2 separate regions of the Mus musculus genome follow, and region 1 is linked to region 2. Evidence: chromatin contacts called from ENCODE Hi-C or POLR2A ChIA-PET data. All regions are on one chromosome and are shown on one strand. Each heading gives the region's core, a stretch centred on a gene start or an enhancer-like site at or near the end of the contact. The rest is flanking DNA. Distances are from core to core; before and after follow the strand shown.

Region 1 (7,635 bases), core at 4,412-6,911, 130 kb before region 2:
AAGGCCACAGCACGTGTATCCAGGTTAGGAGTCAACTTTTCAGAAGCGGAGTCTCCCCTTCTACCTGTTTTTGAGGCAGTCTCTTGTTTCTGCCCTACACTTTGTACATGAACTTCAAGATGGTTGTTCTATTTCTGCCTCTCATGTTGCCCTATGCATGCTGAGCTTACTGATGCCAGCCACCACATAAGCATGGCACCAGCACTGAGCCAAGGGCAGGCATCTGGCTCACATGGAGAGTTACCCATCAAGCCATCTTGCTAGCCCCAGAAAATGTATTTTTGACAGGTGTGGTGGTGCACATATTTAATCCCAGCACTCAGGAGGCAGAGGCAGGCAGATCTCTGTGTCTGAAGCCAGCCCAGTTTACAAATCAAGTCCCAGAATAGCCAAGGCTACATAGAGAAACCCTGTTTTGAAAAACAAACATCCTTCTGTGTTCCAGTCACAATGACTGCTGTAACAATAATATGAGGATTTGGGCGTGTCAAAAATCACAAGTAGCAAGGTGTAATGGGCAGGCCTTTAGTCTCAGCACTTGGGAGGCAGAGGCAGGAGGATCTCTGTGAGTTTAGCACAGCCAGGGCTGTTACACAGAGAAACCCTGTCTCAAAAAAACCAAGCAAAAATAGAATTACAAGTTAACCAGGGTATTGGTGTTAATATGAAATAGCAGAACTCAAGATAGCTAATGAAACAAAGGATTCTATTTTATAAAGGAGACATTCCATACTGAAATATATGCAGAGCCTGATGCTTGCCTAGCAACTGAACTACACCCACACCCTCTTCATGAAACTTAATAAATGCACACTATCAAACACATTATCATGACAAAAATGATAGTCTATATCCTCTCTCTAAAAGTTAAATAAAGATATATATATTTGTCTATGAGATTGGCAGTATCATTTTGTTGATATCATGATTAGTTTTTGTTAACCTGTTACAAACCTAGGCATGTCTTGGAAAAAGGAATCTTAAATTAGAAGATGCCTTCATAAGATTGGCATGTAGGTATGTCTCACTAATGATTGATGTGGAAAGTCACCGAGGATGGTGTCACCCTGGGCAGATGGCCTGGGGTATATAAAAACACAGGCTGAACAAACCACAAAGCAGTAGTCCTCAATGGCTTCTGCTTTAGTTTCTGTCTCAGGTTCCTACCTTGACTTCCCTCAGTGAAGGCATGTCACATGAGAGTTGTAAGAGGAAATAAACCCTTTCCTCCCCACATAGTTTTTGGTTATGATGTTATATGTCAACAACAGAAACTATAACTAATATAGTTGGTTTTCTTTTTTTGTTTGTTTTGTTTTGTTTTGAGACAGGGTTTCTCTGTATGGCCCTGGCTGTCCTGGAACTCACTTTGTAGACCAGGCTGGCCTCGAACTCAGAAATCCACCTGCCTCTGCCTCTGCCTCCCAAGTGGTGGGATTAAAGGCATGCGCCACCATTGCCTGGCTGGTTTTCTTTTTTTTTTAATACATTTATAATGCATTTTAGATTTAAAAAAAAAAATGGCCATGGCATATAATATAAAAAGAAGTGCTTACAAATCACCATGTGCCCTTGCCATAAATTATGTAAAAATTTCCATATGGACATCAGTCTCAAGCTTACAATCTCAGCACTCATGAGCCTGAGGCAGAGGCAGGAGGATGGTGAGCTCAAGGCCAGCTTAGTCTACATAACAAGATCCTGTCCAAATAATAACAACAGTAATAATTTCATACATAGAACTAGAAGGGGCCACTGCAAAGACAGTATGACAAAACCACTGGCCCTGCCTAATTGTATTTTAAATAACTGTCCTCCTCTCTGTAATTTTCAGTTTCTAATTTTTACATAACTACCATGTATTCTTTTTGTAATTTTAATTAGTTTTTTAATAATAGAAACAAGCTAAGTGCTAAGAATATTTTCATATGAACATTTTCAAGGCACTTGATACATACCTCAGATTTGCCCTCCAGGTGAGCAGTACCAATTACGTGCCACCAGCAATGTTAGCTTCCTTTTTTCCCTACCATCTGATTCTGTTTCAGTCTATTCGTAGTTCTGATCTTGTTATATCCCTTTTTATTGTTTCCCTGGGTTCCAACACCTCCCAGTTGAGTGTTCTCATTGAATTTCATTAGCAGCTGTTTCATTAATGGCACAGAAGAAGGATTACAGTGTTAACTAGGATAGACTTTGACAAAGAACTATGAGAACATATCTTATTATCTTTGCATAAATTCTTTTTAATCAAAGTTCCTCAAAAGCCTCTCTCTGTTCCCATCTCAGGGAGTAGGTCTGGCCACTGATGAGTGTCCAGGCCACAGTACAGGTGTGCGTGGTTCTGTCCCTGTGGGAAGGGCACATCTGTGTTGTAACAGGATTCCTGTCTTAACAAGCCTTGCTCAGGCTCTAAGTGGTCCTGAGCTAGCTAACTGCCCTTGGCTTTCCCTTGATTACCAGATAACTATTCACTCTTCTCATTTTGCAGAGCACTTACCAGGTAGCTATGTCCTGGAAGTACGAATGAGTCCTTCTATTGTTTTTCTTTTACTTAAATCCCATTTGAAATGCGCCAGGGACACTTCAATCCAAGGTACACTTTTGCTAAAGAATCACTCATTTTTATATGCAAAATGTCACCTATTAACTGCAGCTGATATGGTACATACATATTCTCTCTTCCTATTATCCACTAATAGGTGACTAATGCGAAATATTGAGTAATTTTTAAAAATCAATACTCAATTTTTTAGAAATAATTAGAGAGACATTCAACTCTGACACCAGCACCCTACTCAGTTCCTGAGCCTTCCTCTGCCGGAGGAGAATCTATAAATAACTCACGAAGCTGACATTACTCACTGTGTTGCAGTCATTTTTTTCTGAGAAAATTTTAGCAACTGTTCTAATAGAGCCTGCCAGTTATCAGTAGTTGAGAATGCAAGTCAACTTTTAATTATGCAGACGCTGATTATTCAGACGACAAATTGTTGGTGCCTGCACGGCTCCTTCCTGCTGCCTACCTTTAACCGTTCTCAGTGCTCATTAGCACATGTTCCAGAAGGTAGGCTTTGGAGGGGCGGACAGGCACTCAAACCAGCTAAGCACTTAGAGAAGCTCTGATGAAAGATGTTAATGCAGTTTGTAGAATTATTGACTAAAATTGAGTCATTTGGATTCCCTGTGAATTGTATTTACATGCCCTGTCCCTGTCCCCCATAGCAACAGATAATAGGATTGTCTGCAGAGAGACAACATAGTTCTTATATTTAATTTTTTCCTTTGTCGAACATTTTCACATGATGGTTCGTGGTGTTTCCTTTGTTCATTACATTTGTATCCAGACTAGTTACTTCTGATAAGCGGTTAGTTAGGATTCCTGGCACGCGGACAGTGACACCACAGTTGTCTGATCGTTTCCCACTTTTTTACAAAACCGTTTGCCTTTAAGAGTCAGTGTTTTGCACATTTCACCCAGATTATTGGAAATATTATTTCCCTCCTGCTTAAACCGAAGCTGTGATCATAATTTAAGCCTTTCTAGGTAGCCGATCTTACATGTATCATACCTATTTCTGGCATATGTTTGTCTATTACAAAGACCTCGTAGGTATGCAGTTAGAAGCCTCTAGTTAAATGAAATGTTGCGTGTGTGATGAACCTGGAGTGGGGATGGCCTTTTGTGTGCCCCAAGGCTGTTGTGTTTCACACAGTTGTTTTCTGCCTCCTCTGGTCTATCACTATCCTGCCACTGCCAGAAAACCCTGCTGTGTGTTCCCCGCGTGGAGGATCTCTGCTTCTGAACTTCTTTGGCCTGAGAAACTCCATAACCAAATCAGTTAGCATTTTGTTTAAAGAGCAGGTAGGCTGTTAGAGCTTGGGTCTTACATGTCTCCCAGGTCCACTTGCCAGCGCCTTGACCACTGTTAACTTTTGTTAACCAACTCATCTTTTGCTGCCTGTTTTTTGGGGGGTTTTTTTGGTTTTGTTTAAGCCAAGATCAGTTATATGGCCCAGGCTGAGCCTCTCTTCCCAGCCTCTCAAATGTTAGAATTACAAGCATGCATCCCTCAGCATACCTTTCCTTTGCTTTTTTTAAAATAGAGTTTTGCCATAGCAACAGAAATCTAACCTAACTAAGCATAGCCGTGCACATGGTATGAGGAACTCACATATGTGTGAATGGAAGTTCATAGAGACCGGCATCACTGCCTAGAGGCCCCTTTCTTCCTTCCTTGCAGTTGTCGTGCTAGCTGACTGTACTACAAAAGAGGTTGTCTGAGGCATAAGACTACCTTCAATAAAACATGCACAGACAGTTTGCTTCTCTGAGATTTCAGAGCAGTGACTACCTTCAATAAAACATGGACAGACGGTTTGCTTACCTGAGACTGCAGAGCAGTTTCCAAAAATTTTAGACAAAGGGTAGGATGAAGAAGGCTGCGGGGTTTTGCACACACTTAAGGTGCGTAAGTAAATAAACTGAGCTACACTGACAGGATGCTCGTTCTAGTAGCCAACCAAAGAGCAGTTGAACCAAAGCACCTAGACTTCAAACATCGTGGGGAGATAATCTTAGGAGTGCTATGCTTCTGCGTCCTACAAGTATTATGAAACTGTCTAGAAAGCACCCCACTGGTAATCCCTTTTTGATTATTTTTTTTATAAATTCTAGTCTTGGGGTTTTGAGTGGCACACAGACATAATGGTTAGGCTTCGGTGTGTGCTCATTCACTTTGCTTCCTGGGGACCAGAGTTTGCGATGAGTCATGTTCCATCTGATTTCTGTCGGATCCGGCTGCAGAGCCATGACTCAGATGGGCTTCAGGCCCAGCTGCTCAGTTCATCTTCTGGGGAATAGATGACAAGGACGGGACAAATGTCCTGACGCACATTTCCTTCTGTTCTTGCACTTCCAGGGTCTAACGAGAGCATCATTACCAACAGCAGGCAGATACGCCTTGCCACAGGCATCTTCCCTGTTGTCAGCCTCCTGAACCACTCCTGCAGGCCCAACACCAGTGTGTCCTTCACTGGCACTGTCGCCACCGTCCGGGCAGCACAGAGGATCGCAAAAGGACAGGAGATTCTGCACTGCTATGGTGAGCCAGCCTTTCTTTCCACTACCCTGCTGTGCCTCACACCTCACATGAAAAGGATAAGGGGACAGGAATCAGCAGATATGGGCCCAGTGCCTCTACTCATCCTCTGAGTCTTTCCTGGAAAGGGCAATGCATCCTTGGGCCAATAAAAAAGGTCTTCTGGCTGTAATAAAAAAGCCCGTTGAGGGCAGTGAGCCATATCCCTCCATGCCTTGTAGACAGCCTATCCTGAAAATGAGCGAGGAGCACTTTCTTGGCTTCTTTCTTCCTGCCCCAGCAGCTTGGAAACGTATCCACTTTCACCCGTGTTTTGTTGTTTTTTCTGAGATGATAGGGCAGAGTACCCAACCTCATATAGGCTAGGCTAGTGTCTATCACTGAGCCAGGACCCCAACCCAGCACCACCATGCCAGTCACGTGATGACTAGGCCAGCCCCTCGGTAGAGTAGGCATTGACTCTCTTGGTGTGACTAGGAACTGTGGGTAATCTCTCTCCAGGGCCTCACGAGAGCCGGATGGGCGTTGCTGAGAGGCAGCAGAGGCTGAGTTCTCAGTACTTCTTTGACTGCCGCTGTGGGGCCTGTCACGCTGAGACACTGAGAGCAGCTGCAGCTCCCAGATGGGAAGCCTTCTGTTGTAAGACTTGCAGAGCGCTCATGCAGGTAAATCTCTGCTGTTCCCAGGGGCAGGGCTCCAGCTAAAGGTTGTCAGTCGCCAGGAGAACCATTCCTGCTTCCCTTCTTGTAACTCCTCCCTACATGTCGCCCGGTCCTGCAGAAAACACAGGTTGTATTTCCTAATATTTTCCCTATAAGTGACACAAAATCTTAAATTACACAAAGGGACCAAAAAAAAAAAAAAAAAAAAAGCCCTAGAAATTTACTTGCTCAAATAAGTCATCAAAAGTTGTGCATCAGGCCTAGCACTTGGGTACTGGTAACCCTAGCACTCAGGAGGCTGAGGAAGAAGGATCTCAAGTCGGAGGCCAGTCTCAAGTGACACCCCATCTAAGAGATCACCATTCCAAGGAGCTATTTCAGAGATGGTTTAATCTGGGGACCCAGATTGTGGATTTTCTGTCTGTTCAATTCCATCTCTCTGTGCTGGCCTCATCAGACACACTCTGTAGTAACTGTGGGAAAATCCGACCCACATAGTTTTCCCTCAGCCTTTGACCCAGAGGGAAGAGCCACAGTGGAGAGCATGAGAGCAGACCCTTGGGTGCTACTGCCAGGTAATGGTGTAGACACTGGAGTCTTCAACATTCATGCCCCAATGCAAAATGGTCTCCACACCAGAGCATGGCATTCTCATTAGAAATAAGTAAATGGAATTGGCTGTGTTGAAAATTGTAAAGCCAAGGGTCAAGAATGAAGCCTTCCCCAGCATGTTTTGTTTTGTTTTGTGTTTTAGGCAGCGTCTCTCTGTGTAGCCTTGGCTCCTGCCCTCTGCTACCTCTCCCAGGTGTGCCACCATGCTGGGCCTAAGCGCCCTGTGCATTAGTGCTCCCTCGATCCTGCTCACTCTTGAGACAGTCTTCCTTCTACTCTGTATCCCCAGATAACCTAGAGTTCACTTCAGAGCCCAGGCTGGCCTCAAACTTGAGATCCTCGTGTCCCAGCTTCTCAAATGCAGTGATATTTACAGGCCTATACCTGGCTTTCCCTGATAGATTCCTAGTAAGATGATTATCCTTTGAGCCATATCTCTCTTCTGCTTCTTCCTCTCTTCCTGCAGGGTTGATCTAGAATTTATTCTAAAGCTGACTGGCCTCAGAATTGCCATCCTACTGCCTTTAGTTTCCAAGTGCCACTTTACTGCAATGTGTCACCACATCCAGAGTTCTGTGTTTGTTTATTTGTCTGTTTTTGAGACAGGGTTTCTCTGTGTAGCCCTGGCTGTCCTGGAACTCACTCTGTAGACCAGGCTACCCTCAAATTCACTGAGATCTGCCTGCCTCTGCCTCCAGAGTGCTGCTGTACACTACCACCACCCATCCAGCTTTCTATATTGGTTTTCCTATGGCGTTTTAAAATAGCCATTATACGTGTGTTTATCATCTAAAGTCCTGGTCCCAAAAGGAGATGAGAGGGGCTGCTAAGGTGAAAAGGATTACAAACGCTTATCAATTCTGTTCAAAAATTAAACCTCAGAGTGGGATTAGCTGCTTCTTTCATTAGAATTGCTATCAGAATTCACTCAGGCCTTGTTTGCGTGTGTTATTGAAGAAGTCTCTTCCTCATCAGGTCAGTGACTCCTTAGCTCAAGTACATGCAATATGCAGTATTGATAACTGTTCTCGCTTAGGAATAAAAATAGAACTGACTTCCACAGGGAAATGATGTGCTGAGCTGTAGCAACGAATCTTGCACAAACTCTGTCAGCAGGGACCAGCTAGTCTCTCGCCTGCAGGACCTTCAGCAACAGGTCTGCATGGCCCAGAAGCTTCTCCGAACCGGTAAACCAGGTGAGATTGGCTCCCTCGCCCTAGGCCTCAGCCCTTCCCTTGTTTATTTTGGTATCACCTTGC
Region 2 (7,629 bases), core at 4,072-6,571:
TGAGATTGCCCTTGAGTTTATGATCCTCTTGTCTATACTTCCCCAGTGCTGGCTTGAACCACCTGAGTTGTCTGTTTTCACAGAGCTCCATGCATGGTTAAGCAAGCATGCTACCAAGCGAGCTACACATCAGCTCAGCCGAACAAGAGATTTCTTATGGTTGGTTTCTACACAGAGGCTAGATACGTTATTCAAAAATATGTGCTAGGCAGATCTGGAGAGATGGCTCAGGGGGCGAGAGCTCTGACTGCTCCTTCAGAGGAGCTGGGTTTGCTTCCCAGCAACCACACGGTGACTCAAAGCCTGGCCTCTTGAGGACATCAGGTGTGAAGTTGCTTACAGAACACTCATGCATGCAAAACACACATACATATGAAATACCCTTAAAGATTTAAGAACTTGGCAGGTGAGAGTATAAAGTCACTAACAGGTTGGAGAGCACAGAGCAGTTCCTGCCATCCATGGCTGTTTCTTTGGTGCTGGAGACCGGGCACAGGCTCTTACTCCTACTCGGCAAATTTTTTTTTAATGCCAGACTGTGATGGTGCACGCCTTTGATCCTAACACTTGGGAGGCAGAGGCAGGCAGATCACTTGAGTTTTGAGGCCAGCTTGGTCTACAGAGCGAATTCCAGGACAGCCAGGGCTACACAGAGAAACCCTGTCTCAAAAACAAAACAAAACAAACAACCTAACTTAAAAGATCATTTGCTGCTTTTGAGGAGGACCAAGTTTGCTTCCCATCTTGGCAACTCTAGTTCCAGGTGACTTACATACATTTAGTCAGAACACTTGTAAACTTTAAAAAAGATATCTTTGGGGGCTGGTGAGATGGCTCAGTGGGTAAGAGCACCCGACTGCCCTTCTGAAGGTCTGGAGTTCAAATCCCAGCAACCACATGGTGGCTCACAACCATCTGTAACGAGGTCTGACTCCCTCTTCTGGAGTGTCTGAAGACAGCTACAGTGTACTTACATATAATAAATAAATTAATTAAAAAAAAAAGATATCTTTGGCCGGGCAGTGGTGGCACATGCCATTAATCCCAGCACTTGGGAGGCAGAGGCAGGAGGATTTCTGAGTTTGAGGCCAGCCTGGTCTACAGAGTGAGTTCCAGGACAGCCAGGGCTACATAGAGAAACCCTGTCCAAAAAAAAAAAAAAAAGATAAAAAGATATCGTTGTACTATGTTCATTCTACATTCTAAGGTGGGGTTCTTTTCAGACCTTTGAAGTGATTATTAAATTCTTTCTGTTTTTGAAATAGTCTTGTTCTGTTGCTCAGGCTGACCTGGATCTCAGTACATATCCTAGGCAGCCCTGAAACACAAGGCAATCCACTTGTTCCTGTTCCCCTGAGTGTTGGGATTATAGGTGTGACCTGGCTTACAATCTTTCTTTAAAAACAAAATGAAACAAAACAAAAACCTGGGTGTCAGCTGGGTGATGGTGGCCCATGCCTTTAATCCCAGCACTTGGAAAGCAGAGATAGTCTCTGAGTTGGAGGCAAGCCTGTTCTAAAGAGTGAGTTTCGGGCTGGAGAGATGGCTCAGTGGTTAAGAGCATCAACTACTTTTCCGAAGGTCCTGAGTTCAAGTCCCAGCAACCACATGGTGGCTCACAACCATCTGTAATGATATCTGACACCCTCTTCTGGTACATCGGAAGACAGCTACAGTGTACTTCGACATAATAAATAAATCTTTAAAAAAACAAAACAAACAAACAAAAAACCTAAAGAGTGAGTTTCAGGACAGCCCGGTCTACACAGAGAAACCCTGCCTTTAAAAAAAAAAAAAAAGAAAGAAAGAAAAAGAAAAAAAAAGACCAAATTAGCCAAAAAAAGACCAGGGTCTCACTGGATAACCCAGGTTGGCACTAGCCAGGAACTCTGTGTAGACTGGGCTATGTGCCTGTCTCTTCCTCCTTGGTGCTGAGATTAAATGTGCGCCATCACGCCTGGCTTGGACTCACAATTTCAAATGGGGCAGCAGTCATCCTTCTCTGCTCTCCTCAATCTGACTGGCTTTCTTTACTTTTTGTGTGCGGTACACACATACATATATGTATGTGTATACATACATACATATATGTGTGCTTCTTACACTTTTCCTGGCCTCTCTTCTGATGGCCTATTGAGCCTTGTGTTGTTTTCATGTGGCAAGGCTGTCTTCCTGACTTATTTCTTTAAGACTTGCCAAAAGTCCTGGAAGTCTAGCCTGGGCACTCTCAATTTAAAAAGAAGAAGAATAAAGGCTGAGCTAGCGGGGCCGGATCGAGAAGGAAAATAAATAAATAAGGGCTGGAGAGATGGCTCAGCGGTTAAGAGCACTGGCTGCTCTTCCAGAGGTCCTGAGTTCAATTCCCAGCAACCACATGGTGGCTCACAACCATCTGTAATGGGGTCTGATGCCCTCTTCTGGAGTGTCTAAAGACAGCTTCAGTGTACTTACATATAATAAATAAATCTTTAAAAAAAGAAGAATGAGAAGGAAGAGGAGAAGGAGTGGTAGTTTCATCTCAACAGGACTCAAGGACTTCTTGTTTCATTTGAACAAGCCACCTAGCCCCTCAGTTTTTCATCTGGAATGTAAGGATAACGGCTGTATCCAGGGCAGTTGTAGGGATGGAGTAGTAGCATGCAGTGTAAAAGCACCCAGTGCAAGTTCAGCCATCAGTAAAGGCAGTTATTATTGATCCTATCCAGCACCCTGCGATCTTCTGTCCTTGAACCTGGTGCTTTTCACTTGCTCATGTGTTTTCCTTCCAGGACTCATATTGGGCACCTAGGACTGAGGCATGCCTGCCCCCAAGAAATTCAGAGCCAGCGGGAAATGGGGATACAGATTATAAGGCATTACGGTCAGCAGACAAAGAAAGCAAAAGGCAATATAGAGAGTGGCCAGGGAAGGCTTCCCAGAGGAGGTGCTGCCCAAGGGAGGGTCACTAGCGAGAGCAGCACAAAGCCAGAGCCACAGCAGTTCCCCAGAGGGGAGCATCCAGTGGGAAATGGGGAGGAGGAAGCAGCATGGTCCAGTCAGTTGGGGAACTTGAACTTTATCTTGAAGAACAAGGTAAAGAGTTTCTGCGGGATCTAGCAATAGGTCAGGTTTATCAAGGTCAGGTTTACATTTCCCACAATTCACTGCGGGGTAGATATGTGATGCAGAGATTGATGGATGAGTAGTTGTGTCCCAGGGACAGAAATGGGCAGATAAGATAAACAGGACACCAGGTTATCCTGGTGCAGTGGGGGCAGGGGAGGGGCAAGGCTCACAGTAGATAACATTAACTATTGTGTTAAATGTTTAGTTCACAGTGTCTAACATCATTACATGTTAGTAGCTCAGTAGGGTGCCTTTGAGCCCCCTAGCACGAGGCGGCAGAGGGCAGCCTGGATTACATAGCCAGTTCCAGGATGGCCAGAGCTACATAGTGAGATCCTGTCTCAACACTTCCCCAGACACACACACAGACACACACAATCTGAGGGAGAAGGGGGCACTATTTATTTGAAGAGGGGGAGGGAACATTTTAGATATATGTCTGGAGAAGGTCCTCAAGCAGATTGCTTAGGAAAAGGATTGAAGGGCTTAATCTATTGGCAGATAGTAGGTCCAATTTGGAGCTTATGAGATTTCTGCACAGTAGGTCATCAGGCCCCCAAACCCACCAGCAAGCCTAGACCAAGTCTGGGAGAGCATGCACTAGCAGAATGGCTGGCGAAGGTTCTGGGCACCAGGGGGCGCACTCGAGCTGAGGGAAGCTGAGTCAGGCTGCTGGGGACACCCTTAGCTCTAAAGCAAGCCGGCTCTTGAAGTGTGGAGAATCTGAGGGATACCGAGTGTTTTCTGAGGGGAGGTTAGTGCCTCTCGTCAGGGAGACTCGGACGGACAGCCAAATCTTTCGTGCTGAGGCTCCATTCCACGTCCAAGCAGGTCCTCAGAGCAGCGCAGCTCCGCTGATGATACAGAAAGGACGGAGCTCTTTGGACCCCTAGTGATCTATCGCGCTCTCCAAAGTCAGACTTAGACTAACTAGGTGCTCGGGATTGCTCACAGCATGAAGAAGGGTGGACGAGAAAGTGTGCCAGCCACATGAAAGAGTCGTTTGGGAAAGTGGGAGGGCAGGGCATGCCAAGGTGACCGGCCTGAACACTGACCGGTCTCTGAAGGCACCGAGAAAAGAGGGCGCGGGATGGGGATGGCGACAACTGGAGGACCAGGGGCTCTTAGTCCAAAATCCTGACTACAGACCCTTAAGGGACACCGATTAAAGACCAGGCAGGAGGCACCTGATTCCAGGCAAGGACCCGGTGAGTCGGGAGATCTAGCAGGGATGCGGTAATTATGCCACGACCTGGGTCGGGGTGTTCTGATACCCGTAGACAGCGCCTGGATAGGACAACGGGGGCTAGGCAGCGAGGAGCCCGGACACAAAGCCCAAGGAGCAGGCCGGGAAACAGCACAAAAGGGCGGTAATGGCCTGCGGAGTTGGAGCATCCGGCCCTGGTTCTCTCCGGGCGAGAACGGTGGTCTATACTGCGGGCCGAACCGCACGGTGCTTGGAGCCCAGCTCGCTGTGGACCAAGACTCCCTGAAACGCTGACCCATGAACTTGACAAGGAAGAGGGCAACGAGAAGGGCGTGGGGCGATGCCCGCGGCGGTCACCGGGTCGAGGGGCACTCCAGTTTAACTGGGTAGAGCTGGGCCTGCCCGAGCCGCCCCCCAGCCCCCCCATTCCTCTTGTTTGTCTCCAAGTCCGGCCGGAACCGGCTTCTGCTCGCCGGGGGGCGGGTGGGTAGCTGCTGATTGGCCGACGCCTGTTTCCAGCCCCACTCAGCCAATCAACGGGCGGCAGTGTTTTTCATCTTAGGATAGGAATAAAAGGGCTGGAAATAAAGGGGACAGAAAAGGCGCCGGGCGGGCCCGATACACACTGGTAGGAGCCGGGTGAGCTGGACTCCCAGGATCCGGGTCTCAGACGAGGGTGCGAGAACCTGAAGCCGCTCGCAGGCAGGGGTTGGAGGGAAGGTGCATACTTGTCAGAGGGACGACACCGGGAGGGAGACGTAACGAAAAAGGCCAGGAGGACAGAGGGACGGGATCCGCTTCTATGGAAACGGGCTAATCGCCGGGGTAACAGCCCGACACGGGGGTCGCGCGGTTGGCTCGCGCCGCCGGTTTGAACCGGCTTCGCCTCTCCCATGCGGGGTTCGCGTGGCGGTAGCGCCTAGCGACCTAAACACTAACCAATGGCGCGGCAGTTCCTGTGCGGTCCCGCCAATGAAAGCGCCGTGGGCGGGCCGTTTCGGGGCTCCCTGTGCTGATTTTGTGGTTGAAGGAACAAGCACTAAGGAAGGGTCTCGAGTGCGGGCGGGCGGGAGCCTGTCAGGGTCCCTGGGAGTGGCAGCTCTCAGGTGAGCCTCTGCTCAGGTGACCTTACTACGAGCTGCCTCCCTTTCCGGCCCCCAAAGTGGCTGTTCAGTCTTGCTTGGGATCAGGACCCGCTCCACGTCCTTGAGCATAATTAGCCCTTTTCCAGCTGCCATGCCTCAGTTTACCTCCGAGTGAACTAAGGGAGAAGCCTTTCCTCTTGGCCAGCGGGGCTCCACTGTGGCCTAAGGTAGCGTTACCAGGTAGCTGCGGGTACGGGGTGGCCCAGGTCCCTGACAGGGCTAGGGTTCTTTTCTTTTGCGGCGGGCACCTATAGCCTGGGCTGCAAGGGACTGACAGGCTGTGCGCCAGCGGCTACACGGGTTGGGTAGAGCCACCGCTGAAGCTGAGGTCTGCGCGCAGGTGTCTGCAGAACCGGAGCCCGACCACCGCCACACCGCACCATGGCGCCCACCCTGGCCACTGCCCATCGGCGCCGCTGGTGGATGGCCTGCACCGCTGTGTTGGAAAACCTCCTTTTCTCCGCAGTCCTCCTGGGCTGGGGTTCGCTGCTCATCATGCTCAAGTCCGAGGGCTTTTACTCCTACCTGTGTACGAAGCCAGGTGAGATGGGCGCCTCGGTCGGGGGCAGGTTTCTGGAGTGGGTCTTTGGGAGAGGGCGGTTGGTGGTGAAGATGTAAGCCAGCTATGCCTGCTTGCTGCACAGCGCCTCTAAGTGCCAAAAAGCCCATTTGATCCTCATCCAGCTCTCTGGGTGCGTATCATTATCATCGTCCCTGTTTGTGGATGGAGAAACTGAGGCTGGGACAAGTCTTCCATTTGCCCAAGCTGTAGACTAATAGACTAATAGACTCCTGCGTGCAGTCAGGAACGTTGCTGGCCTTCTGGTCTTCCAGGGCCTGCAGCATTGCTTGCCTTGCAAAAAAAAAAAAAAAAAAAAAAACATGTGTAAGAAAGAGGAACTCTCATAGGCCGGGGTGCAGCAGGAGAGAGGAAGTGGCTTCGCCTCCACCCGAAGGAAGGTTCATCTAGACCTACATGTTTTTAAGTCAGGCCATTATGGAGTCCCCTTAAAGGCTTGCCAAGATAGAATTTCTTGTCTATTTTTGCTGCTTTATGATTCTCCAAAGGCCATTTCCTCTCCTGAACTGTGAGAACATCTCAGTGGCTTTCAAAACATCGTAGGGAGGAAGAGGAAGGGAGACAGTGGTAGAAGGATGCTTAGACTCTCCAGGACAGACTGCAGGCAGGCTGAGGCTGGCCCACACTACCCCCACCCTTCCTTCTGCCACTCCTGTCTTCATACCCTGGTTGCTGTAGGGTCATCAGTGGGGCCGAGTCAGCTGCCATCCTCTCCCCTTCTTAGGCATCCTTGGTAAGAACTGCTTCTTGCCTTTGTCTCTTGTCTCTGCCCCACCCCGTACCCAGGCTTGACTCTGTAGGTCACTGCTGGCATGTCTTTTTTATTTCTAGAGTCCTATTCATTTACTTTTTTACTTTAAATTTTTTCTTACATTTTTTTATTCATTTATGGGGGCCACAGAACTGGATGACTGACAGAGGACTGCTGTCGATGACAGAGGACTGCTGTCGATGACAGAGGACTGCTTTTGGTTGTTGACACTCTTTTTCCACTATGTGAATTTATGAGGTCAAACTCAGGTTGACAGACTTGGTGGCAAGAGGTTCCACGCCCTGAGTGTCATCTCTAAGAAGTGGGCTTGCTATTTATTTTATTTTATTTTCAAAATAGGGTTTCTCTGTGTAGCCCTGTCTGTCCTGGAACTCAACCCCTAGACCAAACTTGCTTCAAACTCAAGGATCTACCTGCCTCTGCCTCTTGAGTCCTGGGATCAAAGTGCACCATTATTGCTGGGCTCTCAAGAATTTTTTTTTCCCTGAGACAAGGTTTCTCTGTGTAGCCTTGGCTGTCCTGGAACTCACTCTGTAGACCAGGCTGGCCTCGAACTCAGAAATCTGCCTGTCTCTGCCTCCTAAATTCTAGGATCAAAGGTGTGCGCCACCACTGCCCGGCTCTAAAAATTTTTTTGTCTGTAAGGTTGTTTGGTCTTTTGTTCTTCACAAAGGATCTTGCTATGTAGCTGAGGCTAGCCTTTAATTTGTAATAATTCCATCTCATTCTCCTAAGTGGTGGGCTGACAAGCCTATACTGCCTCACCCAGCCTCTCATTCTTAGCAGGAAGGGAAAGCCTTGGACCTGCTCCCACTGCCTG

What was found. A loop is a pair of places that touch in the nucleus more often than their neighbours do. ChIA-PET counts read pairs that join two places held with the same protein, here RNA polymerase II (POLR2A).
Region 1: a map of v-Abl transformed pro-B cells shows a loop between it and region 2 (2.4-fold over the local background). The contact joins the enhancer-like site here to the promoter of Slc43a2 in region 2. A Hi-C loop is called at or near these places in 1 of 37 maps with a recorded cell type or tissue (v-Abl transformed pro-B cells). POLR2A ChIA-PET finds 5 or more read pairs at or near these places in 1 of 5 experiments (Patski).

What each region holds. Positions count from the first base shown.
Region 1 is chr11:75,394,679-75,402,313 of GRCm38, forward strand. Smyd4 (SET and MYND domain containing 4) reads left to right here. Exons shown (of 11, transcript NM_001102611.1): 6 at 4,923-5,105; 7 at 5,604-5,767; 8 at 7,440-7,572. Among named protein-coding and RNA genes, the nearest start is that of Serpinf1, 24 kb to the right of the region's middle. Within about 2 kb of position 5,662, at least 2 of the 3 ENCODE cell types and tissues checked have a DNase peak (open chromatin) inside an H3K27ac peak, as active enhancers do.
Region 2 is chr11:75,526,791-75,534,419 of GRCm38, forward strand. Slc43a2 (solute carrier family 43, member 2) reads left to right here and starts at 5,322. Exons shown (of 14, transcript NM_001199283.1): 1 at 5,322-5,624; 2 at 5,798-5,998. The coding sequence starts at 5,839.